Linked DNA regions of Mus musculus: region 2 is linked to region 1. A link is a contact called in ENCODE Hi-C or POLR2A ChIA-PET data. All regions are on one chromosome and are shown on one strand. Each heading gives the region's core, a stretch centred on a gene start or an enhancer-like site at or near the end of the contact. The rest is flanking DNA. Distances are from core to core; before and after follow the strand shown. Region 1 holds the start of Ak3 (adenylate kinase 3). Region 2 holds the start of Plgrkt (plasminogen receptor, C-terminal lysine transmembrane protein).

Region 1 (5,763 bases), core at 2,722-5,221:
ATAAAATAATAAGGGTTTTTTTTTTTTGCAAATGCACTTTGAAATAAATTTTTTTTAAAAAACTACCTAAGATTCTATCATAAACCTCAATTTTGGAAGTCCTGATCTGTGGGGGAAAATGCATAATTAACTCTTGGGGCCTGGGTTTCCACCCTGGTACCTCAGAAAATGCAATTTATTTCCATTTTGGTTTTTATGTATATGAGAGGGATTTGAATCCTTGGGCACCCTTGTCTAGGCCCATAGTAATGGCTCTGTATCATCCACTCCAGGATATGTGCTGCCCGGGTCAGGTGAATACAGAAAGGCTGTTTATCACTACGGGAATTCTTCAACCTCTGTGGAACTCAGTTTTCTCATGAAAGGAATGAGAGGATTAAGTCTCAGATTGTAGCCGGCTGACTGCTCCGTCCTGATTGGTCTAAAGTCTCGGGGTCAGCTGCTGTCACCAGGGCAACTGGTGTTTCCAGTCATTGTCATCTCCTCTGAGATGACTGGTTTCTCACATAGACTTTTTATCTTAACAAACACCGTTTCACATCTTGCATTTTAAACCCAAGTAGGAAACAGTGACGTGATTACTGCTGGAAGGAATGGATGCTATCACCATGGCCACCGAACACATGCTAAACGGTATGGTCAGGGTTATAAAGAACACTTACGAAATGATGGGTAGTTTCCAGAAATTCCACCCCTGGAATTTACTCAAAGGAAAATAAGCGAAGTTGCTGCCAGCTCTTTGGATTCACAGAACTGTTTATTATAGCAAAGAACAGTTAAGAACATAAATCCCCAGCTAATAGGGATCCAAGGTACGGTGCTTGATTCGCATGCACAGAGCTTGAGATTCCGTTTCTGGCACTGGAAAAAAATGGATTAGTCGATATCGGGCAAAATATAAATGTCTTGTTCAGTCTTGGTGAAATTAAATCTGAGATGATATATAAGCATGCTCACAACTCATGAGGATACAAAGCACTAACAGAAAGGGGAAAGAGAACACCAAAGGGTTAATCCACGATCTCCAGGTGAGGCCAGTCTATGCAGGATGTCAGTTCTCCTGTATTCTTCCCTCTATCCCTCCTCCCTTCTCTCCTTCATTCGTTCGTTACTTTGTTCCTTTCTTCCTTCCTTACGATTTAGTATCAGAAAACATGAAGCACTTTTTCAGAATTTGTTTTCGGGTTTGTTTTGGTTTGCTTACGATTACATCTCATTTGCTTGATTCTGTGGGAAATATCTAATCCATTCACAAATATTTATTGAGGATATATTCTCAATATATAGAGAGAATATAGGCTATATTCTCAATATAAATTTGCAAAAGTCCTACACAGGACCGGCCAGACATCACTTAGTAAAGACTACTCTACCTGATAAACCATTAACATCTGTGGGAACAATCTCACGATGCCTCCCAAGCTTTGTGTTCTGCCCTTACTAAGGGATTGTTGTTATTTCTTTGAAGAACAAGTGACCCCGACATCCCAGGACCTGCAGGATTTCAAGTATCAACTAGCTGAGTGAGCATCCCAAGGGACCTGGCTGGGGCTTCCCTCTGAGATCTGTAACTTTTCCCAGCTGAACAAAGACCTAGCTGCCTGTGTGGACCTTGAACTCTGAACTGCAAAGACTTCTCTCACGAACTTTATTTAGTTCTCCTAGCAGAGCCAGAGCATCCGCAATTCCAACCCTGATGAAACTGAGTCAGGAGGATTACTCCAAATTCAAGACTAGCCAGAGCAACTGTCTGAGACCCTGTTAAAACAAAACAAAACAAAAAACCTACTTCCAATAATGAATCTTCAAAGTTTGTATTAAGAAAGTATTTGTCTTTCTGTGTCATAAAAATGAACTGAGCATTAAAACTGCCGAGTGGGTGGCTGAACAACTTTGTGTGTTCAGCTCCTTGGTCTCTGTAGTCTCTGTCCATGTTTCAGAGATGCAGTCCTGGGCACCCTGAGGCTTAACAGGGGTTAACGTGTAGCAAGAAACATTGTTTCTTCATTTTTCAGAAATGTATTTAAATACCCTTTCATTTACTCTTTTCAAATGTTCTGTGTTTTCCTACCCATGAGCATTCTTTGCCACCCACAGTCAGGCCAGCTCTGAGTCGGTATGCAGGTCACCCCTAAAGACTTCTACTGTACTTTGGATAGCAGCAAAGTCTTCAGGACTTGGGACTGTTTGCAGTAACTCGCATTGCAATCTGTTGCACTAAGAACATTTAGCAAGAGTCAAATAACCTTTCGATAAACTTTAATTAACTGCAGCCTTTATTATTTCTTAAGGTCGACATTAGAAGAAAACGAAAACATGCTTGAGGGGTGCAGAGGATCGAGCCAAAGAAACTGAAAACTGTGGGTTTTCACACACCCCCACCCCCACGCACACACTTGAATATCAGTGTCTTTTAAACAAACAAAAAACACCCTTTCCTAGAAACTAGCTATACACCCGCCAGGAGGGAGTGGAGAGGTAAATAAATCGCGGTAGATTCAGCAGACACAGGGTAAGCAGTGCAGTGCGGAACCGGACAACGTCTCCATATGGGATGGCAGGCTGAATGCAGTGTGCGAAAACACTGATGTGGAGTAAGTAGATGGTAACTTGATACACTGAGGTTGTAAGAAGGAGCTTTACACAAAGACATTTCCAGAAGGAGATAGACTGTTTCTCTCCGAGGTTCTGGGCTGAGGTAGGGACTAAGAGAAAACTTTGCTTTTTACTTTATACATTTCTGTCTTCCCTCCTCTCCCTGGCCTTTACTTTCTTTTTTTTAAAACCTTGAACAGGTATTATTTCTGTGTAAATAAGCTTCAAATGAATTTTCAAAATAGGCACTAGTTTGAAATTGAAGGTCAACACTATTGTGGAGAAACACATCTAGTGCAAGCTTTTAAAAAATAGTTTACAGCTGTTAGTTGGCTGGCGCCTGGAATCCCAGCACTCACTAGGGAGGCTGAGACAGGAGGATGTCAAACTTAAGTTAAAGTTATCCTTGAATACATCGAATGACACTGTCCCAAAAAATAAATTTAAAAATGCTTTTCTTAAAATAGAACTTACCACAAACCCACCCTTTGTAAAGTGTTGGCTAGATTTTTTGTGCTGAGTTAGAAGACTTTGGAAGGAGAAACACAGCAATCGTTTATGTAACTGTTACAAGGACAACTTTAGTGACTAAGAAATGTCTGGGGGCATCAAAATCTAAGCCAACTTTGTGACTGCAATGAAAATAAGTAATACTTGACCTTGCAGAGAGAAAGGTCAGAATTACAAGATCCCACGGAGCTTACCATGGGCGGGAGGGGGGGGTGTAGGGAAAAAAAAAAAAAAGAAGCTAGCCCTGGCAGAGCCAAAGCCTGCCTTCTGCATACAAGGACACGTGGAGAGACAGGCACAGCTCCCCCCGGCTGGACCCCCACCGCAGCTGCCAGCTGTGTCGAATGAGCTTCTAAAAACAAAGCCAAGGGCTTTCCTTCAGTCTTTGAACTTCCTAGTCCTTTCCTTCCCCCTCCCCCATCTACCCGAAGCTGCCCACGGAGGCCAGAGGATTCGGGGCGCAACGGCTCTTTCCCCAGGCGAGGTCGGGGAGCGCTGCACCCGCGTCGCAGGACCCTCGACCCCGGCCCGCAAAGCCCCGCCGGGACGATCGCACGCCGCCAGCCCTCGGTCTCAGCTCCCACCTGTGCCCTGCAGCATGTTCTGGCGGAGCAGGTCCCCGCTGGAGAGGTGCTTCAGCTCGAAGTGTTTGGTGATGCGTGACGACACGGTGCCCTTGCCGGAGCCCGGGGCCCCCATGATCACGGCGCGCAGCAGCCGCCCCGACGCCCCCATGGTGGCTGGCGGTGGTCCGAGCTGCGCAGACGCTGGTCTGTGGCCTGGCCTGCGCGCTCACAGGCTCCGCGGCCCTGGAGGGCTGGCAGCTGCAAGCGGGCGGTGGCCAGGACGCCCGGCTCTCCCGGAAGTGAGCGACGGCCACCGGGGCCGCCCCGCCGGCTGCTGCACCGCCCCTCCGCGCCCCTGCACCCCACTCCCTTGAGCTCCACCCGGCGCCTCTTGGCATCCCCAGACCCTCGTGCCCTGTGCTGCCTGGTCCCAGCCTGCAGGCTGCGCCCGTCTGCATTCTCCCCAGTGGACAACCTCTGAGCACCCCGTTCTACTTCTAGTCTCCCGCTGGCACCTCTGAGTGCCTGGATTTCATTTTTTTCCCCCCTCTGTGTTCACCTTTTTCACCCTTAGTCTTTTCTAAGAGCCAAGTTCTGTCCTGCTCAGACCCAACAGGAAGCAGCATGCCCCCGTGTTGTGTCCCCTCGGCCCCTCTGGTTCACCAGGTGTTCCCCACCTTTTCACACCAATCCTCCCTTGACCTTCTTCCCTCTGCCTTTTCACCCCATTTCCTTCTCCTCCAGGGGTGACCTGGAACCCTCCTCACAGAAGCTTTCATCAAGTGAAGTATGTGTCTCATCTCCCTGAATCCACTTTCAGAACCAAAAGTAGCTGTCACCGTTAACTTCCGCAGAGGTCAAACATACTAGCTCCTTCAGAAATGCATTCATTTCAGGAAGAGCTACCCAGTGCCTACTGTGTGCCACTGTACTTAGAGGCCTCCGAGAATGCTATGCTGAACAAACCCGAGTTTCTACTGCTGTCCGTTTGTTTTCTTGCTTGTTTGTCCAGGGGTGGAAGTAAGGCTTTTTGAAACAGTACTGTGAATAAAAACAATAACAAACCAGCAGGCAGCAGTGATAGACGTCTTTAAACCCCGCACCCAGGTAGAGGCAGGCAGATCTCAGGATTCCTGGCCAGCCTGATCTACAGAGCGAGTTCCAGGACAGCATGGGCTACACAGAGAAACCCTGTCTTGAAAAACCAAACAACAACTAACCAGAAGGTGTGGGAGGGAGCAGTGATGCCCTGGCGTGGGCTCTGAAAACTGAAGTACAGAGAGGGAGAGTGAGGTACGAACGGATGCAGAAGAGAAGCGATTGAGTCTTATTTTATCTGTAAAATGGACGCAGGAGATTGGTGTGGAGTAGAACGGTGTGTGGATTGCCTGTACAAGACCAACTACAAAGTGCTCCGTAAACGTTGCCCACTGTCCGCCTGATACGGTTTCCTTGTGCCGGGCACCGGGAAAACAGAAAAGTGTCTCTAAAGGAAACACCATGTGTGCCCCCTCAAAGGCTGCCAAATGACTGGTTCAGAACTACTTGCTGTTTCCAAGTAATTATTTCGGGGGTGATGGAGAGGGTAGCAAGGTAGGTTTGCTTGCTCAGAGAGAAGACGTGGTCTCCGTGGCAAGGTGAGGCAGACATCCCTGTACTTAAAAAAGCAAATGAGTGGCTCTCCCGTTGTTATTGCTGCACAAGAAGGAGTTAGTAAATAAGTAAATTACACAGTCCGTGCCTGTGTGTGGAATTAGGAGGAGAGCATGAGGGTACCCCGAGGTAAAGGAAGGAAGGGAGGGAGGAAGGCAAGAATGGAAAGGTCTGGGCAAGAGCAGGTTACGCAACACTAGAATCAGAAAACCTGGTGGTGGAGAAAAGCATTTCCAATCTCCGCAGTTGGGAACATTTGTGGTTTCAGCCTTGAAAATTTCGATTATGGGGGTGGGGTGTTCAAACAATTTTGGAGCAGCTAAGAATCCCGCTCCCAACACTACAACAAGCAAACACACAAACCCGAACAGAGAGATCCATTGCTTGTTCTCTTGGAGTTAGCGTTCGTTCTACTGGGGAGAGAAGACAGAAGCAAACA
Region 2 (5,726 bases), core at 1,512-4,011, 310 kb after region 1:
CCACCTTGTTTGAGACAGTCTTTCCGGAATGTTCCTCTTAGCTGTGTACCCCAGGCTAGCTGGTCGGGAGCGTCCAGGGATCCTCCTGTGTCTGCCTCTCATCTCACCACTGCAATTACAGATGTGTGCCTCTGTGCCCAGGTCGTCATTGATGTGCAAGCTTTCAGCACAGGTCTTCATGATTGCATGGCAAGTGCTTTACCCACCAAGCCATCTCCTCAGCCCAGAAATGGAGTTTTAAAATGACCACATGGTAGAGTTTCTCCATTATTTCCAATGGAAGTTATAGCACAATAAGCTCATTGCAAGTTGGAAATACCATTGAGAGAAAACTGCATTTATTACACCGAATATACACCGAACATTGTGGTTTATCTTAGCCGATGTTACTGTTCTCAGAAACACTTAGGTTAGCCTGAAGAAGTACAGACCTTTTTTTTTATAATAATATGCTCAATATAGTTCATTGAATTTTACAGTAAAATTAAAAAATAGAATGGCTGTTTTGTTTTACTAGCCTGGGACATGAATTCAAATTTTGATTTTCTTTCCCCTTATGATCTATATCGCCTTTTTTACCATCATTTCCTTAAAAACTGACTTGAGCCACCCTCTACATCAGGCATGGCCTTGTTATTTAGGTATAACAGCTACCCCAGAGGGCTATAAACTATGGGTAAGAACTCCTAACTTTGTTCTAAATATAACTGAGTATGTTCAGAGAAACACTTTGGTTAGTTATTGGTTTTTCAGAAGACCATAAGGCCCGGGGGGGGGGGGCGGGGGGGCGTGTCACAACATCTCCACTCTCTTCAGTGCTGTCTTAGGCTGTTAAATACCTTTCCACCACAGCAGCCCGTCTCAATGCTTCACAGCCAGGATTTATGTATAATCTGAGGAAATCCCGGACAACAGTTATTTCCACAGCTTTCCTCATAAGGAAATCCCTGGGTTTAGAGTAACCTAGCAGATGAGCATGGAGAACAGGGGTAGTTCGAATCAGTTGGGATGGTTACCCTGTTAGTCGGGCTCCAGGGGAGTATGAACTGACAGCCTGGTTTCAATGATTTCCGTGTATTCTGACAAAGACGAAGATCGCACCCTGGAATTAAGCAGCCCTTGAGCCAATCAGCTGCGAGGCTGAGCAGAGGCTGAACTACTTCCCAGGAAGGAAGAGAGAGCCTTCCACAGCCCTGGGACATCATGATTCCTCCTGACTCTCACTGTCCCACTTAGCACCCTACCAGCAGCGGCAGAGGGCACTCATCGTGGAGGGGTCTCTAGCCGTTTGCTCTCTTATCTAAGTATTGGCAGCTCACATGAGTCATTTCCAGCTGAGCCTGCAGGAGAAGTGTTATCATCCATCATGATAGTCTCTGTGGCTTCTATTTCACACAAATAATTGCACAAAATAAGGAATGCTTGACAGAAGATCAACCTTGTCAGGCTGCTCAACATCCTTTAGTTTTCTTTTGCATGTCGGAGCAGACGGTTGAATTTTTACATCTGCTGCAAGCATCTTCAAACATCTTCAAAGAAACCGACTGTTTTCTAGTACACACACACACACACACACACTCTCCCCTCAGTCCCTTGGCCTAAGGGGGTTAGCTCTCCATCCCTTGAAGTGGTCGGACAATCTTTCAGTCAATCGTCTAGAGAAGAGAAGAGAAACACTTTGAAAAGCTAGCTAGGATTTAGGCTTACCTCCTTCTGGGCCTTGCTCTCTTGGACTTGGACTTTGGATGTGTCGGGGGAAATCTCAGGTACACGGTTAAATATAGAAGGCAAACAGGAGTGTCCCTCTGGAGATCTCACCTGCCAATGAGCATGCCACACCCTGTAACTTCACCCTTGAACAGTGTTTCCAACCTCTTCTGACCATACCTAACAAAGCCATGTTGCACTCTTTCCTTAGGATGTCCCAAATACCTCCAAATGTCTCTCTCCCAGAGACACGATATTATCAGCGATAAGTAAGCGTGGCCCCAAACTGACTTATTACAGGCAACACAGACAACCACCATGTCCTATAGGATGGAGGATACAGATGTGAGTCCAGGCTGCTCCTGGATTTTTGTTTGTTTGTTTGTTTTGGGTTGAGGATGGGGAGGCAGGCGTGTCTCCTGTTCCAAGAGGCCATGATTCAAATTACTCTGGAAAGGCGTGTTGGGAAGGGTGTCCTGATTGTACAGATCCCAGACAGACTTTCCCTGGTCATCCTTGGAACCTGGATTCCATTTAGAAGGAAAGAAATTCTACACGATTTCTGTCATCCAGATTTCTTCCCTGATTTAGTACCAGAATTTTTGGCTAGTCACAACATCACTATCATTCTCAATAACTCTTCCAAACCAAGTCCCCTAGCAGGAAGCACATAACCTCTGGGGGTGTTTTGTTTTGTTTCCACTCTCGCTCTGTTGAGCCAGTTTAGCGTCATATAGGTATTTCCCTAAAGGAATTCCATTTTCCTGTCCATTGCACTCTGCAGTCTTGTCCCAACTTGGTGACAATGGTACAGAGAGATCACACTCACAGAACTGGGTTGGCAATACCTGTCAGCCTCGGAGGCATCAGCAAGAACCCAGAGCCCTGGCCTTCCCTGCCCAGCCAGAGCTGCAGCTGTGCGGGACCGTGCGACGGAGCCGACCCCTCCCTCCCAGGTGTCTGTGACCCGAAACACTCACGCGACACGGTGCGGGGACGGTGACCGCAGCAGAGGCCTCTAGCCAGAGCTCCAGAGCGATCAGCGCAGGGACAGTACCTTGCTTCGGCAGAGCCCCAGGATTGGTTGGCTATGACAGTGGATCACGAGCTTCAACCAATCAGCGTGGCCTTTGGCTCCCTTAAGCGCTCGGGTGCCCGCGGAGGCCTGGGGTGTTCTTCCGGTGCAGGCGCCTGGAGCCGGGAGGTGGGCGGGGCGGGACAGAACCGCAAATTCCAACCTGCATGGTCTTGTAAGGTGCGTGATTTTGAGGGAAGGCCCAAGGAAGCAGCGTGGAAATGTTTCAAGTCCTCGGAGTCCGGTGCCTCAAAAACAAAACAAAAACAACAACAAAACCCATCACCAAATCTCGCTTAAAGGTAACCAGGGAACAAAAGCAGACAGTGACCAGAATTTCCGTATTTCCCTATGCGTTTTCCATATTTCGTACTCCTACCAGAATTGTCTGTCTATAGTACAACTCCGAACTTCACTAGGAAACACTGGACCCATTAGCACTTACTATGTAACCGGTTGGGGAAATAGTATGTGAATCACAACCTTTAGGAAGGGCTCTGCATTAGCATGTGTTGGCTCCACACCTTAGAGAAGGCAATCTAGCCTCTTCCAGGCATATCTAGCCTCGCAGGCTTGTATAGATGTTTTTAGTTCCAGTGTTCCTTATTCTGACTTTTAGATCCCTCATTCCAAACATTACTTGGATGGGAAAATTGCAACAGAATCTTTATTTAGTTCTATTTGTGGGAGGAGATGGGTGTTGCTAGGAGTAAATGCTTTTGGAGAGAAACAAGTAGCCCATCCCTAAGGTAGGAAGTAGTGTCTATACGTGCAGACTAAACTTGTCTCCGTTCTGTTCCCAGCTCTGTAACCTGTACGAGGAACAGAGGTCGTTGTACCTTCAGATAAACACTGTGGGAACCAAGAATGTTAAACACACAGGGTTGTAGCTTCAAAGAGAAAGATTTAGAATGTGTTTTCCGCCCAGAAGACTGGGAGCAGAAGTGGTTAACATTTGCACTGTGTGTGCGAGACCTCACCAGATCCTTCCCTCATCATGAGCTGTTTTTCTCAGTCAATCTATAGAACCTATCTTTATGGATAATGTCACATGCAGTCACCCTAGAGACCCCATCTTAATCTATGTTCTACCTTTTCAAAGACTTACATATTCTAGATAGTTCGTATAAATGAAACGGACTTCTTTTGTTTTTGTTATTTTTTTTTTGTTGTTGTTGTTGATGCTGTTGTTGTTTGAGACAGGGTTTCTCTGTGTAGCCCTGGCTGTCCTGGAACTCACTCTGTAGACCAGGCTGGCCTCGAACTCAGAAATTTGCCTGCCTCTGTCTCCCAAGTGCTGGGATTAAAGGCGTGCACCACCATGCCGAGCTGACTTCTTTTACTTTAACACTAGTGTGTGTGTGTGTGTGTGTGTGTGTGTGTGTGTGTGTGTATCTAAGCTATAGTAGGGGCTGGTGAGATGGCTCAGTGGGTAAACATGCTTACCACCCTGAGACCCAGTTCTATTTCTGGGCTCCACATAGTGGAAGGGAAGAACCCATTATTGTTAGCTGTCTTCTGACATCCCTAACTGTTCCACGTATGAGTGTGCACTTGCGCACACAGAGAGTAAATACATGTTAAATGGAAAGAAAAATTAAACAGGTAAACTATAGCATGGATTATGGCTCCATTTCTTGTTGGGACTAAATAGTAGTCCAGTGTATGACTATAAGGCATTTTGTGTGTCCATTGAGACCGATGGACATTTGCATGATTCTATTTAGTCTAGTATGAAGAACATTGCTAGTTTTGTGAGCATGTTGTCAGTTGTCTTGGGTAGTAGGGGTAGAATGGCTGGGGCATACAGTAGTAAGTCAAGGCCTTAAAATCCACACACTGTGATTGATGGCAGTGGATGAGGACGCTCACCTGACAGTCCACCTGTGTGGCCGCTGTGTAGCAGACACTGGGGCATCGTTCCGGGTTTCACTCCCACTTGTATCCTTTCCTGAACACGTAAGCTTCCACAAGTTACTTGAGCGAGATGTCTCCAATTACACAGCCCTGAAGTGGAGGTGACTCCAGGAAGCACAACTCATAATACAAGTTAGGTAACCTAGTGTATGCACCCGTTTTACTATTACTGACACTTTTAATCATTACTGTGATTTCATCTTATTAATTTGATAGGCTTTTTTTTTTTTAAATGATGCTGTAGCCAAGGAAGACTATTCCGAGCAGGGGCCGCCGGTACATCTCAGAGTGTAACCTGAATCAGATGAAGCTTCATGTGGCGCAGCCCAAGCATTTCATAGCATCCCAAGAGAAGCTTGACTGGGGAAGCCCTGGGGAATAGTGATGAGGGTGTGGGCTTTAGCCTTCCTAGGCTGTATGTAAATAACCGCACAGCTGATGAGCAGGAAACTTGTAGCTGTTTCTCTTTAGGGTGCTTTTCAGCTGTGATGTCAGTATTGACTAAGCACCTGCTTGCTAACTTCCTTCTCCTGCAACCCATGCAACGCACATGACCCTGCTCTCAACCTGTGAATCTCAGCCTGTTCTCCTCCCCTGAGTGATCTTTTCCTCTTCCTCCTCCTCCTCTTCCTCATTCCCCTTCAGAAAATAGTCCCTGAGCTCTGAGAACTAGGGCTGTAGAGAGCTTATCCAGTTACGGGCACCCCAAAGCACCAAGGTTTGATTCTTAGCAGCTTACAACTAACTGTAACTCCAGACCCACGCAGCCTGACCCTTGCTTCTGGCACTCTCCAATGACTTTGCATTACCACTGGGAACCAACCTTTCTCCTTAACCCTCCAGGCCCTCTGAGACGTGATGAGAGCCAGCCTTTCAGTCTAGACTGCAGCACAGTAATATTCTCTGCAGGAACTGTCCACGCTTGCTCCCCTTCAGCCTTTGCAGTTTGTCCCTCCTGCAGGTTGGGTATCTCCGGAATCACTTTGTGTAGTGCCTTACCCTTGAGATGGTTGCTTGGTCTTCATCG

What was found. A loop is a pair of places that touch in the nucleus more often than their neighbours do. ChIA-PET counts read pairs that join two places held with the same protein, here RNA polymerase II (POLR2A).
Region 2: a map of CH12F3 shows a loop between it and region 1 (2.6-fold over the local background). The contact joins the promoter of Plgrkt here to the promoter of Ak3 in region 1. A Hi-C loop is called at or near these places in 2 of 37 maps with a recorded cell type or tissue (CH12F3 and T-helper 1 cell). POLR2A ChIA-PET finds 5 or more read pairs at or near these places in 2 of 5 experiments (Patski and embryonic stem cell).

Annotation. Positions count from the first base shown.
Region 1 is chr19:29,043,990-29,049,752 of GRCm38, forward strand. Ak3 (adenylate kinase 3) reads right to left here and starts at 3,972. Exons shown (of 5, transcript NM_021299.2): 1 at 3,690-3,972. The coding sequence starts at 3,840. It overlaps 1700018L02Rik (RIKEN cDNA 1700018L02 gene), which reads left to right and starts at 3,494. Exons shown (of 1, transcript NR_028360.1): 1 at 3,494-4,740.
Region 2 is chr19:29,359,110-29,364,835 of GRCm38, forward strand. Plgrkt (plasminogen receptor, C-terminal lysine transmembrane protein) reads right to left here and starts at 2,762. Exons shown (of 6, transcript NM_026362.2): 1 at 2,688-2,762; 2 at 1,708-1,818. It also overlaps a transcript of Cd274 not described here.